2 separate regions of the Homo sapiens genome follow, and region 1 is linked to region 2. Evidence: read pairs that join two places in POLR2A ChIA-PET (ENCODE). Cell type or tissue: CD4-positive, alpha-beta T cell. All regions are shown on one strand. Links, peaks and the distances in the headings refer to the core of each region. The heading gives the core; the rest is flanking DNA.

Region 1 (6,068 bases), core at 616-5,615, 95 kb before region 2:
CCTAACTGCTGGCAACCACTGATCTTTTGACTGTCTCCATAGTTTTGCCTTTTCTAGAGTGTCACATAGTTGGTATCATACAGTAGTATGATTCTAGACCTTTTCAGCAGATAGAGCTAGGAAAATTTTTCCTTATAAGTTTAAATTGCCACCTCTGTTTTTAATATAACACTACAGGATTCTTTTTCTCTTATTCCATACTTATATCTCCCTTCTCCTGTGGTGAGAACCCTGATTCCCAGCAGCATCAATGTATTTACTTATTTATTTGATCCTAGAATACACACAAATATTTTCTGAATTGCTACATCAGTGCCTACCAAGAACAAACCTATTAAGTAAAGTTCCAAATGACTTATTTCCAGTTCTTTTTGTCTTTTAACTATGTTCCACAAAAGATGTAGGCAGAGTAGTGTGTTCCAAAGGTACTTAGATTAGTGCTTGTTTTTAAAATCAGTATAATGAAATTATCTGTTTTATATATAGTTAAGCTGATTTATGTCTGCTTTATTCCATTATAGGGATTTTCCCCCCATCTTCATTGACCTCCTCAGGGTTTTATTTTTTATTTTATTTTATTTTTTTGAGGTGGAGTCTAGTTCTGTCACCCAGGCTGGAGTACAGTGTGACTGTTCAAGCAATTCTTCTGCCTCAGCTTCCCGAGTAACTGGGATTACAGGTGTGCACCACCACACCCAGCTAATTTTTGCGTTTTTTTGTTTTGTTTTTTGAGACGGAGTCTTGCTCTGTCACCCAGGCTGGAGTGCAGTGGCGCGATCTCGGCTCACTGCAAGCTCTACCTCCCGGGTTCACGCCATTCTCCTGCCTCAGCCTCCCGAGTAGCTGGGACTACAGGTGCCCACCACCACGCCTGGCAATTTTTTTTTTTTGTATTTTAGTAGAGATGGGGTTTCACCATGTTAGCCAGGATGGTCTCGATCTCCTGACCTCGTGATCCACCTGCCTTGGCCTCCCAAAGTGCTGGGATTACAGGCGTGAGCCACTGCACCCAGCCAATTTTTGCGTTTTTAATAGAGACAGGGTTTTGCTGTTGGCCAGGCTGGTGTCGAACTCCTGACCTCAAGTGATGGGATTACAGGTGTGAGCTACCGCACCTAGCCACCCTCAGAGTTTTAGAGTGAGCTTGGCATCACTATAAATGCACAGTTATCAAACCTTAACCGAACCTCAGAACTGCCCAGAAACCCTGTTGCATTTAATAGTATCTAATCAGCAATACCCTCTTTGAACCTATTCCAGTCCTCACAGACTTTCAAACCACTGGCCTCCACATTCTGGCCACTCCTCATTTCTCCTCCCCTCTTCCATGCAGCTTCTGTGTGAGGAGGTCTTTTACATATTCCCCTCCTGCATGCCACCCTCCAGTGTATTTCCCACGCAGCAGTTGGACCAGTCTTTCAGACATAGATCAGATCATAGTTAACAACTCTGGCTTAAAACCCTTCAGTGATGCTGCTTCACACCCATTACGATGGGTAGTATCAGAATAACCAGAAAATAAACAAGCGTTGTCAAGGATGTGGAGAAATTGGAACTCTTGTGCACTCTTGGGAATGTAAAATGGTGCAGCCACTATGGAAAACAATATGACAGTTCTTCAAAAAATTACCGTATAATCCTGCATGTCCACTTCCGGGCATATACCCAAAAGAATTGAAAGTAGGTCTTGAAAAGATATTTGTACACCCATGTTCGTAGAAGCATTATTCACAGTAGCCAAAAGGTGAAAGCAGCTTGGCTGTCCATTGATAAGATGAATGGATGAACAAAATTTGGTATGTAAATACAGTAGAATATTATTCGGCTTTAAAAAGGAAGGAAATTCTGGCCCGTGCTACAACATGGATGAACCTTGAAGACATTATACTAAATTAAATAAGCCATTCACAAAAGGACAAATTCTGTGTGATTCTATTAAAAGTACCTAGATTAGTCAAATTTGTAGAGACAGACAGTGGATGGTGGTTGCCAGATACTGGGGCAAGAGGGGAATAGGAAGGGGAGTTAGTGATTAATGGGTACAGAGTTTGTTTTGCAAAATGAAAAGAGATCTGGAGATGGATGGTAGGTGATTGCACAACAGTGTTAATGTACTTAACAGTACTGAACACTTAAAAATGGTTAAGATGGTAAATTTTATGCATATTTTACCACAGTTAAAAGTCTTTAGGGAATACTCATTGCTGTTAGGATAAAGAGCACAATCCTTGATGAGGCCTTAAAGCATTCACCCCTTCAATCTCACCTTGTACTGCCTTCCCCGCATCCCTGTGCTTCAGCCACAGTGTCATTCTTCTGCCCTCTTCAGACCTCTTCCCTCTGTCTAAAGTGCTCTCCCTGACCTCACGTAGCCAACTCCTGTTTATCTTTTGGTTACCGATTTAAACGTCAGTTCCTTAGAGAAGCTTCCTCTGGCCCCCAGGCTTACAGCTTCAAAACATTTTAGTAAAATGTTTTTTTTGGAGTCAGGTTTCCCTCTGTTGCCCAGGCAGGCTGGAGTACAGTGGCACAATCAGCTCACTTATAAACAGGCCAAGCAGCCTCAACCTACTGGGCTCAAGTGACCCTCCCACCTGAGCCTCCCAAATAATTGGGTCTACAGGCATGTGCCACCATGCCCAGCCAGTTTTTTATTTTTTGTAGAGATGAGGTCTTTGCTGTGTTGCCCTGGATCAAAACATCATTTTTTAAGCATTTAATCCATCAGATATTTTACATTTACCTTCTTAGGGTTGGTCTTCCCTCCTTGCCTGTGATCTCCTTGAGGGCAGGGTTTGGGTGTCTTCTGCATGCAATAGACAAAGGGAGGGAAGGGGAAGTGAGCCAGGCCTGGCCGGCAGAATGCTGCGCCTCTGAGGAAAGGGGGAAGTGAGCCAGGCCTGGCCGGCAGAATGCCGCGCCTCTGGGTGTTGCACACTCCCTGACACCCTGGCCCCTCTTAGTGGGTAAGGGAGGGACATTTGGAGTGTGGTCTCTTGACTTCTTCACTCTGGACTTCCACTGGGAGAGAAATTGACAAAACCTGTGGAAGAACCTAGGAATTATACTGGCCATTCATGCTCATTAGAGCATTCCGTCTGTTCAGCAATACTGAAAGAGAATTGTGATCCTGTCTCTATTTGTTTTTTAAGTACATTTGTTTGAGGGGTTTGTGTGTGAGGGAGGGGATATGTGTTGTGTTTTGTTTTGTTTTTTGATTACTGTGAAATGAGGGACACAATAGTACTACCTCAGGGTTTTTCTGAGAATGGAATGAGATGTCAGCACATAGAGTGCTTAGCGCTTAGTCCAGCTCTTAGTAAAATACACAAAGGGGAAAAAAATGTGATCACCAGGAGTCATCTCCGTGGAAATGGGCGGTGAAAGCTGAGGTATGGCTCTGCCTCCTGATCAGAGGCCCTGTCTCCCTCCTATGCCTTTCAGCCATAGCTTCCTCCATGTAGCCCTCTTTATTAGGTCATTGTGGCATGTCTTGCCTCTTCCAGCAATTTGTGCTCCTCAGTGAGCAAACTGTGATTTGCTAAGAAATATAAACCTATTGTGTTCCATTCTGCTGTACCCTTTCTGTGTCGGATGAGATGGTAGGCTGTCTTTTGCCACAACCAAAATGGCAGTTGTTCTTTCAAGGCTTAGAAATTGTGTGAGAACTTCTCCTTCAGGACCTGGTGGTTTTTTAATCAGGCCTGAATTTTACACATGCCTAGGGAGATCAGAGGCCTCCCTCTGATCTGATTAAAAGGAAAGAAGACTTGAATTTACCCTCCCACCCAGCTTGGGCAGGCAAGCAGCTCATTTTTTACCCATGGATGTCCAATGGCCCCAACATCATTTGTTATTCCTTCATTGAATTACTTTTGAAACTTTGTCAAAAATCAGTTGTCTGTACATCTGTGGATCTATCTCTGGATCCCTTGTTCTTTTCCATTGATCTCTATGTCTCTTCCTCTGTCAATATTACTCTATCAGTATTGATTATTGTAGGCCTTAATATTGAGTAGAATAATTCCTCCCACTTTTTCTTCGTCAAGGTAGTTGTAGCTATTCTAGGTTCTGTGCCTTTTCTTTTTTTTCTTTTTTCTTTCTTTTTTTTTTTCTTTGTTTGAGACAGAGTCTCACTGTGTCTCAAAAAGGCTCAGGCTGGAGTGCAGTGGTGTGATCTTGGCTCACTTCAACCTCTGCCTCCGGGGTTCAAGTGATTCTCCTGCCTCAACCTTCTGAGTAGCTGGGACTACAGATGCGTGCCACCATGCCTGGCTAATTTTTTGTATTTTTAGTAGAGACGGGGTTTTACCATGTTAGCCAGGATGGTCTCGATCTCCTGACCTCGTGACCCACCCATCTTAGCCTCCCAAAGTGCTGGGATTACAGACGTGAGCCACCGCACCTGGCCTCTGTGCCTTTTCATATAAACTTTAGAGTAAGCTTGTGTATATCTATGAAAAACCTTGCTAGGATTTTGATAGGAGTTGCATTAAACCTATAGATTAGTTTGGGGAGAATTGACATTCTTGCTATGAACATGATATATCTTATCTCTCCATTTATTAATATTTAGGTTTTATTTGATTTCCATCAGTATCATTTGTAATTTTCAACATATAGATCCTGTACATAGCTTGTTATTTGTTTAAAGCAGAAAGGGAGATGATTATGAATGGCATATTCTGTCCTTTGTTTTGGTTTTCAAATGTTCATTGTTAGTGTGTAGAAATGTAGTTGATTTTCCTGTGTTGAACTCTTCTATCCTGTCACCTTGCTGAATTCAAGGTGTTTAGGGTTTTTTTGTTTTTTTTTTTTTTTGGTAGATTCCTTGGGAATTTCAGGGTAGACTATCATGTCATTTGCAAATAGGGACAGTTTTATTCCTTACTTGCTAATATGAATGCCTTTTGTTTTTCTTGCCTTATTGCAGTGGTCAGGATGTCCAATATTATGTTAAATAAGAGTGATGAGAAAGAATATGCTTTCCTCGTTCCCAATCTTAGGAGCAAAGCATTCAGTCTTTCACAGTAAAGTATATTGTTAGGGGTAGGTTTTTTGTAAATGTTCTTTATCAGGTTAAAGAAGTTCCCCTTTATTCTTAGTTTGTTGAGAGTTTTTAATCTTGAATGGATTTATCATGTTGGATTTTGTCAAAAGCTTTTTTCTGTATCAATTGATATGATCATATGATTTTTCTTCCATAGCTTATTGATATGGTAGATTACGTTGATTGATTTGTGACTATTAACCAGTCTTGCATGCCTAGAACAAATCATACTTGGTCATGGCATATAGTTCTTTTTATACATTTTTAAATTCAATTTGCTCATATTTTGTTGAGGATTTTTTTTGTGTGTAAGTTCATAGGATATACTAGTCTATATATGTGTATATATATATATATTTTTTTTTTTTTTTTGGTGTAGTCTTTGCCTGGTTTTGATACCAGAGTAATACTGGTCTCATGAAATGGATTGGAACGTATTCCCTCCTCATATATTTTCTAGAAGTGACTGTAAAATTGGTGTTAATTCTTCTTTGAATGTTTGGTAGAATTCTTCCTGAAATCATCTGAGCCTGGAGATTTTTGGTTTTTGTTTTTTTATTTTATTTTTTTAGAATGTTAAGTGTAATTCAGTTTCTTTAATGGAACTATTCAGATTATCTATTTCATTTTGGCTGAGTTGTAGTTTATGGTTTTTAAGAATTGGTCTATTCTGAGTTGTTGGATTAAGTTGTTCTTAGTATTCTCTTATTATCCTTTCAGTGGCTACAGATCTATTGTAATATCTCCTGTTTCGTTCTTGTTATTGGTGACTGTGTCCTCTCTTTGTATTTGTCAGTCTCGCCAGGAGTTGGTCAGTTTTATTCTTTTTTTTTGAAGAATTGACTTTGTTTCATTTTCTCTCTTGTTTTTCTTTTTTATTGACTTCTGTTCTTACCTTTATTACTTCTGCTTGCTTTGAGTTAATTTGCTCTTCTTTTTCTAGGTTCTTTAGGTCAGAATTTTGGTTATTGATTTGAATTCCTTCCTCTATTTTGATGTAAGCATTTAGTGCTATGAG
Region 2 (5,986 bases), core at 987-5,986:
GCACTATTCACAATAGCAAAGACTTGGAACCAACCCAAATGTCCATCAATGATAGACTGGATTAAGAAAATGTGGTACATATACACCATGGAATACTATGCAGCCATAAAAAGGAAGAGTTCATGTCCTTTATAGGGACATGGATGAAGCTGGAAACCATCATTCTGAGCAAACTATCGCAAGGACAGAAAACCAAACACCACATGTTCTCACTCATAGGTGGGAATTGAACAATGAGAACACATGGACACAGGGTAGGGAACATCACACACCGGGGCCTGCTGGGGGGTGGGGGGAGGGGGGAGGGATAGCATTAGGAGATATACCTAATGTAGGCTGGGCGAGGTGGCTCACGCCTGTAATCCCAGCACTTTGGGAGGCCGAGGCCGGTGGATCACCTGAGGTCGGGAGTTCAAGACCAGCCTGACCAACAGGGAGAAACCCCGTCTCTATTTAAAAAAAACACACAAAATTAGGTGGGCGTCGTGGCACATGCCTGTAATCCCAGCTACTCCGGAGGCTGAGGTAGGAGAATGGCTTGAACCCAGGAGGCAGAGGTTGCTGTGAGCTGAGATTGCACCATTGCACTCCAGCCTGGGCAACAAGAGCGAAACTCCATCTCAAAAAAAAAGGAGATATACCTAATGTAAATGACAAGTTGATGGGTGCAGCACACCAACATGGCACATACATACTTACGTAACAAACCTGCACGTTGTGCACATGTACCCTAGAACTTAAAGTAAAATTAAAAAAAAAAAGAAGAAGATTCACCCTTCTTACCCTGACCCCTTGTCTTGTATGCAATAAATATCAGCAAGCCCAGCCATTCGGGGCCACTACCAGTCTCCGCATCTTGATGGTAGTGGTCGCCCGGGCCCAACTGTTTTCTCTTTATCTCTTTGTCTTGTGTCTTTATTTATTACAATCTCTCCTCTCCACACACGGGGAGAACACCCGCTAAGCCCTGTAGGGCTGGACCCTACAGCTGGTAATAGGATTTGATCTATATTTTGAGACAGAGTCTCTCTGTTGCCCAGGCTGGAGTGCAGGGGCGCAAACTTGGCTCACTGCAATCTCTGCCTCCTCGGTTCAAGCGATTTTCCTGCCTCAACCTCCCGAGTAGCTGGGATTACAGGCACCCACCACCACTCCTGGCTAATTTTTGTATTTTCAGTGGAGACGGGGTTTCGCCGTGTTGGCCAGGCTGGTCTGGAACTCCTGGCCTCAGGTGATCCGCCTGCCTTGGCCTCCCAAAGTGCTGGGATTACAGGCGTGAGCCACCACACCTGGCCATGATCTATATTTTTCAAAGACCCCTCTGGCTTCAGTGTAGAGCAGCAGTCTCCAACCTATTTGGCACCAGGGACCAGTTTTGTGGAAGACAATTATTCCACGAGCCGAGTGGGCGGGGGGTCATGAGATTCTCGTGAGGAGCGGGCAACCTAGATCCCTCGCATGTGCAGTTCCCAATAGGTTTCGCGCTCCTGTGAGAATCTAATGCGCGGCTGATGTGACAGGAGGCGAAGCTCAGGCGGTGAGGCTCCCTCGTCCACTGTTCACCTCCTGCTGTGCGGCCCTGTTCCCACCCGGGGTTGGGAACCCCTGGTGTAGAGAATGGGCTTTAGGGAGGTGAGTGACAGGAAGGAGACCGCTCAGGAGGTTGGAGCTTTTCCAGGAGAGAGGTGGCTTAGACTAGGGTGGAGTCGGTGGAGATCTTGAGAAGGGGTAGATGAAAGTCATATTTGAAGGTGGAGTGATGGGCTTGCTGATGGGCTGGCATTGAAGTAGACATGAGGGTGGCACCAAGGGTGTCTCCCAGACATCCTCTTGAATGGTTGCCGTGACATCATTTCCTGAGGTCGGAAATTGGGAGCTAAACTTCAATTTGAATTCAATTTGAATCCTGTCTCTACAATTCCCAACCACGTGACCCTAGACAGGTTGCTATTTTTTCTCCAGCCCTTTCCTTATTCAAAAGGGGAAAACCAGTAACTACTTTTGTGAGATTGTTTGAAGAGTCAATGAGACAACCCATGAAAATGCCCAGCCAGGAGCCTGAACCTTATCAATAACCTTATATTGGATGCCATTGCCGCTCCAAGATTTATTAGTATTTACTATCAAACTCAAGAGAGGAAACCAGCCTTGCATCCTGATGCTCTTGCAGGATTTTTCTCAGGTTCTAGCACTTGGCCTTGACTACTGAGAACTGTGATATTCCAGGCTGGAAAATATTTGCTGTCCCCAAAGGGCAGGTCAATGTGAATAATCTTTTTAATAATAACAATAATAATAATAGCTAATATTTGTAGAGCACTTATTATTGCTTGGCTCTTTTCATGGTTCATTTTATTTATTTCTTACAATATCCTACGGCGCGAGTACTTTTATTATTTTCACTTTACAGATGAGAAAATCTGAGGTTCAAGGGATTAAAGAATTTCTCCAGTGACCTCCAGCTATAAGTGGAAGAGAAGAGACTGGACTGCATCATAGGGATGTTCAGAGATCAGCCAGAAAGATCACCTTTCACAACAGGACTATGGGGCCCAGGCCCCATCCCTGTCATGCCCCTGCTCAGGTGTCTCAGGTCCGAGCGCCAGGACAAAGCCGGAGACTGCGCACTAGGACCGGTGCGCCTTGCTCACTGTCTGACTCTATCCCTCCTGCCCCGTCCACTGTCCCCACCAACGCCCTGCGCCCTCGTCCCTCTCAGTCCCGGTCCTCTCCACTCTAGCGCACTGCCCTACTCTGTCCGTACCCCCAGCCGCCGCCGCCGCCGCCGCGCCCAGTCCCTCGGTCGCTGGCCCGCCCTTCCCCGCCCCCTGCCCCCGGTCCCTCAGCCACTGCCCCGCCCCGCCCGTCCATACCCCTCCACGCCCCTCCCCATGTCCTGCCCGTCCCTCTCCATCCCCTGCACGCCCCGCCCCTCGCCCACTGCCCCGCCCCATCCCCTGTCAGTCCCGTCCATCGCCCACTGCCCCGCCCCGTCTCCTGCACGCCCCGCCCCGTCCCCTGCACGCCCCGCCCTCGCCCACTGCCCCGCCCCGTCCCCTGCACGCCCCGCCCCTCGCCCACTGCTCCGCCCCGTCCCCTGCACGCCCCGCCCTCGCCCACTGCCCCGCCTTCTCCACGCCCCGCCCCTCCCCGCCCCGCGCCTGCCGCGCATTGCAGACGCCCAGCGGCGCCAAGAACCCGGCCAAGCTGACTTGGCGACTCCTCGCAGCCCCTGCTCTGGCACGCCACACCTCAGACGAGGCTTTGAAAGTAGGGCGCAGCCTGAGAGGCCGGCCGGACCCCGAGTGCTGTAGGCGGGCTGGGAGATGGGGGCCGCCGCCACCCACATTCCCACACGCACCCGGCGCCGGCGCCTCACGCCGTGTTAGCTCGCGGCGCCAAGCCCGGAGGGTCCCGCCTGAGGAAGAAAGGTCGTCGCCCGCAGCCCAGCTGGGGCTGGAGGCGCGACCCGGGGTCTCCTCGCCCGCACGCGGAAGAAAATGGGCGCTGTGGCCTCAGTTTCCCTCTGTGAGCACCCGGCCCGGAACTCTGAGGAGTCGTCTGTGGAGGAGCCTTTGGCGTCCCCCTGCCCCTGAGCGTGGCCGTCAGCTCTTCCCAGCCCCTGCACTTTGCTTTCCCCTCCCTCACGCCCGGAAGGGTCTCGCCCTGCCCGGCTCAGCCCTCTCTCCCCACGCCCCTCTCCCAGGGTCCCCGCCCGGTCCCCTTCCGACCCCTTCCTCCCTCCCTTCGCTCCCTCCCCGCCACCGCCGCCACCCTGCCCTTTGCGGGCCGGTTTCCACGGAGTGGCCCCATCCCGGTGGCTTCACGTTGCACGAAGTCAGTTCAATCTGGAGACTGAAAAAGCCTCCGGGACGTGGGGCGGGAGGGTGCGGGGGGAGTTTGTGTGCGTATTTTGTGGGGAGGGGAAAAAGGTTAGGTAATATGTGCTCGGGAAAATCAATGTCTCAGGAATAGCAAATCTCAGGGTTTGGGTTTTTTCTTTGTTTGTTTTCTCTTTTAAGAAGTCCATCACTTAAAAAGTACATTTGATTTTTTTGAGACGGAGTCGCCCTCTGTCGCCCAGGCTGGAGTGCAGTAGGGCGATCGCGGCTCATTGCAGCCTCCGTCTCCCGGGTTCGAGCGATTCTCCTGCCTCAGCCTCCCAAGTAGCTGGGATTACAGACGCCCGCCACCGTGCCTGGCTACTTTTTGTACTTTTAGTAGAGACGGGGTTTCACCATGTTGGCCAGGCTGGTCTCCAGTTCCTGGCATCAAAGTGATCCGCCCGCCTCAGCCTCCCACAGTGCTGGGATTACAGGCGTGAGCCACTGCGCCAGGCCAAAAAGTACATTTTAAAAGTACCTCACACCACTGGGAGCCATTTAAAAAGATAAATAGGAATTTATTCCGAGAGAGCGAAACACACAGACTAAAAAGGAAAGTAGTGGAACCAGCGCAAGGTACAAGCCATATGCATTAAAATCTCCAGCTGCCCCGTAGGGGAACATGGTTTGGCGGATTGCGTCACCTTTAGTTGGGGCATAATGATTGAATTCTTGCGGTACAAATAGACACTGATGGAAGTTTACCTAAGTTTTTAATTCTTTCGCCGACTTTGTGTTCGTCTTGGCTCAGTTTTCTCTTTTATCAGTATCTTAAGTAGAAAAGAAGCAAAAAGAAGCTTCCATAGTGGCAGTGTAAGATTACTTATATGTAAGCAATAATTTGATTCTTCCCTAGAAGTCAACCAAAGTGCTATAACATCCCTTCTCATCTTTAGCTTAGTGATAGAGCCCTATGGTGTTACCAAGAATAGTACAGTTTGTAAAAATGTGCATTAATTCCTTCTCTTTGTTTTAAGTGAAGGTTTTCTTTTATCGTTCTTATTTCAAAACATTTAAATTTGATTCGTGTTTCTTCCCTTGCCTTCTAATTATTTTCTTATAGTTTCTTGTTTTCTTCATTTTTCCACTTTATGGAATGGAAACTCCACTCCACTCCACTTTTTGGAGTCCCGTGATTTTAACTTCAAAAATTAAAATATTGTTGAATAAACCAGAGTATCTTGAAGAGGGCAATGAAATTCAACACCTGCGTATAAATCAATAATCCAATCCTTCTTAAATTATTAAGTTTTAGAAAAGAGGTGCCCTGTATTAGCTTTTCTTGGTTTTGTCTACCTTTTCCTATTCTTGTTTCTTATTTCCATATCTTATATTTTCAGCCTTCCTCCTTTATTTGACCATGTTAGTAAGAAGAGAACTCAAATCCTTTTTTGGATAAAATAAGTGACATGTATGAAGAAATCATTAATCAGGATGCATTTAAGCCCGGTGTAGAGGTGTAGTTCACAATTTACTAGAGCTTTGTCATTAGGTTATAATTTTATATTCTAAATAAGTTTCTCTTATTTACAAGAGAATAAATTGTATTGAATAATTGAATTAGAACATAATCTGAATGTTATTTTGTAGAATTAATACATATTTTTCTTATAGCAATAAAAAGTTTTTGTAATAAAATTTTAAATTTCTTTTCGTGTTCTCTCTAGTTTGTTAAATACAAGTAAGGAACACAGGCAACATGTTCTACACACATGTGCTTATGAGTAAACGAGGGCCATTGGCCAAAATATGGCTTGCAGCTCACTGGGAGAAGAAACTCACAAAGGCCCATGTATTTGAATGTAATCTAGAGATAACCATTGAAAAAATTCTTTCACCCAAGGTATGTTACTGATTAAAATGATAGCTTGTATTTATCATGACTTTGGAGGAGGAAAGACATTAAGATACACTTATATCATGAAATACATTTTCAAGGAAGTTTTACTTGTCAAATGGTCTTTCCTTTAATTCCTATAGCATTTAGTGTTATAACAAACCTATTGGTTTCTGTTGGTAATTAACTTTTTCATATGTCTATCATAGATAGATTGGACCCTAAGGGACAAAGGCCATATTTTATGCGTATTCATATTCCTTTC

What was found. Peaks named below come from ENCODE experiments on the same cell type or tissue, not always from the same donor. Only the 100,000 strongest peaks of a DNase experiment are listed, where the experiment ranks them.
Region 1: POLR2A ChIA-PET joins it to region 2 with 6 read pairs; 1 of 35 experiments calls an interaction of 5 or more read pairs at or near these places.

Annotation. Positions count from the first base shown.
Region 1 is chr20:1,128,164-1,134,231 of GRCh38, forward strand. The region is part of intron 3 of PSMF1 (proteasome inhibitor subunit 1); the gene reads left to right. Among named protein-coding and RNA genes, the nearest start is that of PSMF1, 13 kb to the left of the region's middle. In CD4-positive, alpha-beta T cell, for the core only: no CTCF peak of the experiment used is centred there; a DNase peak (open chromatin) is centred at 2,868.
Region 2 is chr20:1,222,871-1,228,856 of GRCh38, forward strand. RAD21L1 (RAD21 cohesin complex component like 1) reads left to right here and starts at 3,174. Exons shown (of 14, transcript NM_001384355.1): 1 at 3,174-3,270; 2 at 5,552-5,727. The coding sequence starts at 5,584. RefSeq lists a silencer at 3,386-3,435. In CD4-positive, alpha-beta T cell, for the core only: a CTCF peak has its summit at 4,073; DNase peaks (open chromatin) are centred at 1,791, 3,091, 3,181 and 4,061; H3K4me3 peaks cover 1,876 bases; H3K27ac peaks cover 256 bases.